Linked DNA regions of Homo sapiens: region 1 is linked to region 2. The links are chromatin contacts, found by Hi-C or POLR2A ChIA-PET in ENCODE. All regions are on one chromosome and are shown on one strand. Each heading gives the region's core, a stretch centred on a gene start or an enhancer-like site at or near the end of the contact. The rest is flanking DNA. Distances are from core to core; before and after follow the strand shown.

Evidence for each region. A loop is a pair of places that touch in the nucleus more often than their neighbours do. ChIA-PET counts read pairs that join two places held with the same protein, here RNA polymerase II (POLR2A). Pooled maps may share reads with other maps.
Region 1: a map of IMR-90 shows a loop between it and region 2 (6-fold over the local background). The contact joins the enhancer-like site here to the promoter of SEMA5A in region 2. A Hi-C loop is called at or near these places in 4 of 168 maps with a recorded cell type or tissue (IMR-90, chondrocyte, dorsolateral prefrontal cortex and 1 more), 1 of 37 single-sample maps with no recorded cell type and 10 of 50 pooled maps. POLR2A ChIA-PET finds 5 or more read pairs at or near these places in 1 of 52 experiments (BJ).

What each region holds. Positions count from the first base shown.
Region 1 is chr5:9,237,579-9,241,305 of GRCh38, forward strand. It overlaps SEMA5A (semaphorin 5A), which reads right to left. Exons shown (of 23, transcript NM_003966.3): 6 at 250-312. Among named protein-coding and RNA genes, the nearest start is that of MIR4636, 190 kb to the left of the region's middle. Within about 2 kb of position 2,198, at least 2 of the 41 ENCODE cell types and tissues checked have a DNase peak (open chromatin) inside an H3K27ac peak, as active enhancers do.
Region 2 is chr5:9,544,589-9,548,127 of GRCh38, forward strand. It overlaps SEMA5A (semaphorin 5A), which reads right to left and starts at 1,487. Exons shown (of 23, transcript NM_003966.3): 1 at 996-1,487. It overlaps SNHG18 (small nucleolar RNA host gene 18), which reads left to right and starts at 1,612. Exons shown (of 3, transcript NR_045196.2): 1 at 1,612-1,942. RefSeq lists a silencer at 1,421-1,610.

The DNA of each region.
Region 1 (3,727 bases), core at 948-3,447, 310 kb before region 2:
AATGACAGAAAGGGCAAATTAGCTCTGATCTTCTTATGTTCTGAATCCTTTTTGGAAATGATTGATTGCTGGGGTTAATTTTAATTTAGTATTAAAAACTTGAGAATATACCGTATACATATTTTGAATCTTGCTTTTTTCACTTTACATGGCACCGTAATCAGGAATACTCTTCATATCAACATGCTTTATATAGTGTAGAGTCCTTCAAGACAGGGTGATGGCTGCTCATAATTGCATTCTTCTTACCTTTGATTTGCCTTTGCTGTAACAGGCCTTTTTGGTAGCTTCATCACACTCCCATTCCACAGCCTGTAGAAAACACCAAAACAATAGCAGTCATGGTTTTGACTAAATAAAAGGGAAAATATAAACAAGGTAACAAGGCACTGGTAACCAGATTAGGAAATATGGCTGCATCCTGGCACCAACATTTTCATACTCATAGAATTTACACCAAATACATGAAATTTAGTCATGGGCTTAGATTTAGCTCTAATATTGAAGCATAAGGACCTTCCCCCTTACTATTTGCTTTTGGGTAGTAATGATGGGATGCTTAGATCTAGTCACTGTTAGAAAGGAACAATGAGTTGGTGACTATAGCACTGATGGTAGAAATGATCACTTCAGTGAAACTATGGAATAGACCCAGACGAGGCTTAAGGGAGAGGCCTTGAGACAAGATAATTTAAATATTAATTTTAACATTTTTATTTTATTCAAATAATATGTCATTTATCAATATTCATAGATAATGAAGGATGATTTTGCATATCCTTACTACCAAGATATACCTGTAAATGATAATCAATCAATAGATAGCTCATGCAAAGAACATAGCTAGGATTTTTCCCCAGTAGCAGTCATTTTCATACTATTATTAGCTCTGACTAAATGTTTAGAGCCACAGCTTTTAAATATTTTTTCTCAGAATTTCCAAATCTCACTTATGCTGATTAATTTGCTATGTGTGCTTCCACGTCTGATGCTAACTCACAAATGAAATGTGTGATTAGTGAAGAAAACAGACAGGGCTTGCTTTACAGAAAGGATGCCTACAGGCATCCATGGCCTAGCTCTCGTGAATAGTTTTTTGCGCAAATTGAGGCACCTGGGCTTTTTTTTTTTCTCTTTTCTATCATTGTATAGAGTGTGAACTTTTATAGGGTAAAAATATTTTTTTCATTCTCCATACCTGTTATCAGAATTATTATTTTCTATTTTACTATTAAAATTGGATTTCTGAAGGAACAGGGATGTGCGGTAATTCAATCATTAACAGAAAGACATTTTGAGATAGAGACTTTTTTCTGTTAATTTGGACTAATGTCAAATAATAAACTAAACCAAAAGCAACCTAGTGTCAAATCATATGAAGGAAAATAATGGCTTCACCCTTATTTTTTAGTAAGAAATGTTTTCTTTCTAATTATCCAAACTTGGGAGAATAACAAAGTCAGGCTAACACCATTCTCTAATATCTTCTGCCTTCCAAAGAATGTTACATAACAGAGATTAAATCATACAACACTGCATCTTGTATAATTTATGTTACTTGGCAAATATGAGTCCATAAGAAAAGTATTCTAGAAAGAACCACTTCAGTGTCTTTGAAACCAAAACAATGCTATAACTGTTTTCCCTTGTGCAGACTTGAAGATTTTTGTCAGTGTCAACATCTGATAAGAGAATTTGTTAATTCCTTCTGTGCTGTTTCCCTGTTCATAATGTTTGATGGTAACAATACAGTCATAGCTAATCAGCATCTGATGCAAACACATGATTTGAATTCCATACCAGGATGACAAATATTTTCATGAAAAGCAATGACACCTCCAGAGAAAACAGCCTCCCATACAGTTGCATAACTATATCCCCATGAAGTACAGATAAAATAAATGAAAATAAATGTGTTGTTGTTCATCTGATTTGACCTTTAGTATATTCCTTTCTTAGATCTCTTTACAAAATATTACTCAGTTTTTTTGTATTTAAGTAGATATCCACGTCTTGGCCTTTACTTAAACTTAAAACAGTATTGAGGATTGATTAAAACAGTATTGAGGACTGAAAGAATATGATATATTCTTTCAGCAGAGTAAAACTCATTATAACTTTGATTGTGTATTGCCAGAGGTTTCAGTATTACATATCACCAAGAGGAACTGGTGTTACACAATTACTAGGAAAACTATACAGTGAAATACTTTAGATAAAGAGTCATTCACGGTGGCTTTCATTGGTCTAGTGATTTTGTTAAAAGTTAAATAATAATGTTCTCTTCTATAAACATGAAAGCTATAAAGAGAAGGATTAGTCCCAGGGCTAAGGAAGAAGAATATTTACCAAATGCCATCAAAATTGTTCAGATCCTGCGGCTGAAATGGCAAACAAACAGCTTCACAAGTCTACCTAATGCCCAAATAGCCTTTGCATTTTCAAGATAAATATTGGCCAAAGATTGAAAGGGAAAATAAGAGAAGAAAGAATGTGAGAGTTTTAAAAAATATTTCATTATTTTTATCCAGCATACCAAAAAATAGCAACTGCTCTTACAAGTTTATTAGACCAATAATAAATATGACAAATCTTACAGATTTTCTGAAGATAGTGATTAGAAAGAAAAAAAATTAATTTCCTAAGGCATTTTATTACAGCCTCACTAGCTTGCCTATAATATTCAAATCCAGAATTAATTAAAGACCATGATTGTACAGCTTTTCTGTTCACTTTCTACCTGAATAGAGAACAGGATAAAGGGAAATTTTATATTAAGAATGGAACTTTACTTATTCCAGAAGACAGCAGGAATATATACATATTATTGGATAGCACAGAATTTGAAAAGGAATAGAATGGAGAAAAGTGGCTTTTCCAGATTATACTAGAATGGGATGCTCCAGATTCATCCCATAGTGTCCTCCTATTCACTAGGTCAGCTAGACTTTGCCTATTTCATCACTTGACAGACATGAAATTAAAAAAAAAAATCCATCAGAGACAAATAAGAGTATCAATGTACCTCCTCTCTGTGGGTTCTTATTTCTCACAGTGACGCATTTTTCTGTTTGAAATTAGGCTGTTTGTTTAACCTGGTCACAACTTCCTTATTCTTCTAGATCCATTCTAATGAACCAAATACCTCTTAATCAAGCCTTCTCTTTCATTTCTCAGTGAAAATTTTTATTATTTCATGTATCATGATTATAGAACAAGTCTCACTACTGATTTGAGAAGCCACGTGTCCACTTGTATTCAAAAGATGTTTTTCCACTAACCCAAACCTATCTTTACAATAGTCAAAACAAGTGCTAAAGCATTCTACATTTCAGATCTCAACCCAACATTCATAGTCTCATTTCCTGAGTCTCCCTTTTAAAAATATTTAATTTTTGTCATCTTTTGTCTTTTTCTATTTCAGGATAGCCCAGTAGAGAAAAGAAATATTTCTACTCTAGGCTATTCAATATTTTGTCTGCATTATATATTTCAGCAGCAGACATATAGCAGTAATATTGTGGTTACTTGAATATTCAAAGATTAGATACAGTAGGCAGTGAGTTTGAAACACCTACATTTTAAAAGACACAACGATTCCTGTTTGCAGTAAGTTTTTTTCTGTAAATACATACAAATAATACCTGTACTAAGGAACAACTCACAGAAGTTTTGCTTTATGCAAATACATTAATTATCTCCTTTATTTAACAAATATTCATTAAGT
Region 2 (3,539 bases), core at 237-2,736:
CGCCCAGGACCCAGCAACTGCCTGTGGCGCCTCGTCCTCCGAGCGCTCGCTCGCAGCGCCCCCTGCCGGGAATCCCGAGGACGCCGCAGGCGCAGGAAAGTTAAATCCCAACTCCGGCCGCGGCATCCTGGTACAAAGCAAGCAAAGGGCGAGGAGGTGAACGCGCTTCCCGCCAAAGCCAGGGGAACAGGGATGTGACCGCTCCAAGCCAGGCACCGGCCGCCGCGGGGAGCGAGCCGGGGGAATCACTCCTCCACGACCGTTCCCACGCACATCTTGGGAGAAACCATTCCCTCTGGAGCCCGATCTGCCCGAAACCCTGGGGTCTGAAACCCTGAGCCGCGGTGTGCAAAATCCGTGGAGCAGCGGAGGGATGCCTGGTGAAAGGGGCTCGCCTAGCTGCAGCGCACCTGGCTGGTGGTTCCCCAGGCCTCTGCATCCCCCGCCTTAGTGTCTTTCATTAACCAAGGCGCTTGGCGGAGTTGAGCCCAAGTCCCATTGCCTCCCGGTTCCCCTGTAAGGAAAGCAGGAAAACCTGCCCAAGCCGGTGGGGCTGCGAGGTGGCCGCTCCCGAACCGCCAAGTCCCGACCTCCGTGTCCCCTGCCCCCGGCTCGCGGCAGTGCGAGCCTGGAGGCGCGCCGGGGGCGGGCACAGACCAGTGTGCGCACCTTTCCGGGTGTTGGGCAGGGGTCCCGTCTCGCCCACCGCGACACTCCGGCTCCTTACCTCTCCATGCTCAGACCTCGGCACAGGCGGGTACACAAACTTCCAGCCCGTGCACTAGCTCAACTGTGGGCGCCCCCGGACTGACGGTCGTCCTAATCCTGTACGCGCAACCCCCGCCCAGGTGCCTGCTGATGGATCCCACCCGAGATCGGCACCACCCACCAGCCGACCGCTGCAGTCCCCGGGTCCCGGCCAGCGGCGCGGCGCGGCGCGGCGCGGTCAGGGGCTCCTGCCAAGGCCACGCAGGAATCGGGCGGGGGTCGCTCACCAGGTGCGAGGAGCGCTGGTGCCAGTCATCCAGCGCCTGGGGGCCAGAGCGGCTCCGAGGATCCTCTTCAGCACCTGGCTAGGGAAGTGGAGGCAGCAGCTGCAGCCGCCCCCTGCCACTTCCCCAGAGCCGCCCCCTACTCGCTGAGTTCCAGAATGGGGGCACCGGCTTGGGGGCCACGAGCACGGTCCCCGAGCGCGCGGCCAACCGGTGGGTGGGCAGGTTCGCGCCCAGCAGAGACGACCCTCGAGGTGGCAAAGTTGGGTGTCCAAGCCAGCTCCGCGGGGCAGTCCTGGGTGGGAGAAGGGAGCGTCCCGGGATGAGCGACACTGGCCGGGCCGCCCCTGCACGGGGAAGGTGGAGGGCCGGGGCTGCAGCGGGCCAAGGGCCGCGGCTGGCCTGAGGCTGCGAAGCCCACCCGCGGCGGGAAAGCAGCGCTCGGGAGCGGGCTCAGGGAGAGCAGCCGCCACCGGCGCCGCCTTCCCGGCAAGTAGATCGGCGCGGGGCGAGCGGGCGCGGAGAGCGCGGGGCGGAGAGCGCTGGGCGGGGAGCGGGGGACAGCCTGGGCCCACCCCCGCCCCGCCCCGCCCCTGCCCCGCCCCCGCCGCCGCGCCGCCTCCTCCTCCTCCTCCTCCCCGCCGGGGTGAAACTCGAGCGCCCCACCCGCGCCTGACCTCCCCGAGCCCCTCCCCGGGCCCCGCCCCTTCCCGGTACAGGACCCCCACCTTCGCTCCTGGGAGCCCCGCTGCACCCCAGGAGTTCCATTCCAGCCTCCCCAGTGCGAGTGCGGCCGAGCGCTGACTTTTGGGGGCTCCCTCCCCCGTCTCACTGGGTCCCTCTGCGGCTCCCCCGCCCGCTGTCCCGGTTCAGACGTGGCTGCACCCCGGAGGGGGGCGCCGGCCGAGACCTGAGACGTGGCGCTCCCTCTCTGCCGGCCTCGGCTTCAGGTACGTGCGGTTCCCTCGGCTAAATCTGGCCCGGGGGATGGGGGGCAGGGGCCGTCTGGTCCTCCGGAACTCGAACTTTGTGATTTTGTTCTTTCTGTGTGACATCCTCATCCGTTCTGAGGGAGAAACTCCTTAAAGAAGACGAGAGAGTCAGTCGTTGCGGGTTCTTGGAGGAGCACTTTGGGGGTGAGACTCCCGGCTAGTTCGGGTCGATTTCAGCGGGATTAAGTCAAGGAAATGAACAAATCTGACGAATCAGGGAGGCCAGAGAAGGCGTCCCCAGGTAGCCACGCTGAGCGTTAAGAGAGAAGTCCCGTATGGTCAAAGTCATTCGTCCAATTCTGTGTCAATTATTCCTTGTTGCACTTTTGCAGGATCCTTGGGCCTTACTAAGTACTCAGGTGAAAAGTTGATAATTGGGAAGCAAGTAAAGTACCTTTGAAGACGTGTATAATTGGACACTTTGTTGCAGTTCTTCAGTTTCTGGAGGAGGCGGTGGGGGGGGAGAGGGAGGGGGTCAGCCTCGCGAAAAGAGCAAATGGTAAAGTTATAGGAGTATAAGGCATAAAACTTGGGTTGGGAGTCCTGACTGGCCTTGAGTGGCCCTTTCCCACTGGATGGGGGTGCGGGACAGTATCTCTGGGCCCTTTTTACTCAGTCTGCGCCTCAGAGGGAGGCTTGAAGGTCCCCTGCATGAGGAAATGTGTGAATTGCCCCCTCCTGACCGCAGTGAGGTAGGGACCCCCGCAAGGACCCACGTTCACACCAGCGCCCTTCCAGCCAGTGGTGGGGTATGGATGGGCCTCGCTGGTCCTGGGCATGGTCCGGTGCGTCCATAAGGGTTCCATTGAGCTCATCCATAAAACAAAGAAGCTATTGCAGGCTGCAGGGTGTCATAGCTCGCACAGTAGCCATGCAGACCTAAGAGGACAATGGAAATACAAATTGCTATCGATGTGTCTTTATTTTCTAGAACTTTTTTTTAAAATAAAAGAATTAAGTGAAAGCAATTCCGAAGGTTTCTATGAAAGCCCAGCCCATCCCCAAATGCCCAGTCTCTGGCACGGGTGATCTGGCTGTCTTGGGTACTCAGGCCTTACTGGGATTTCCTTTAAGACCTCTGGGAGGAAGTGTCAGTAGCTGGGCAGGCCTTCTTGGCAAGCATTCCTCCCTGGGTTGTGGCGGGGGCTCCCGGCCTGCTGTGTGGCAGCTGCAGGCTCCTGGGGACCTGAAGGAAAAGCTTAACCGTTCTCCCTTCCCTTGCTTGGCACTTAGAGCACTAGTTCCATTCCAGACATTCCGATTATCTTGCCTACGTGGCACAGAGGCCTAGGAGCCTCCCTGGGAGGAAGAGGCAGGCCAAGGTCTTGCCTGGCTGCTTCTAGGGGGAAAGATGTAGGGAGGAAGCTGCCTTATGCTTGGATCTGCAGCCTTTGCCTGGACCTGTGGAGCCTACGTGGCCAGGGTGAGGGAGACAGAAATTAGAACCCAATGTATTCAGCTAATCCTCTTCTTGCCTCTGAACATTGCCGTTAATACTTGAAAAGAAAAAAAAAAAGCAAAAAAACTCTTGGCATATAGAGCTAAGCAGTGGGAA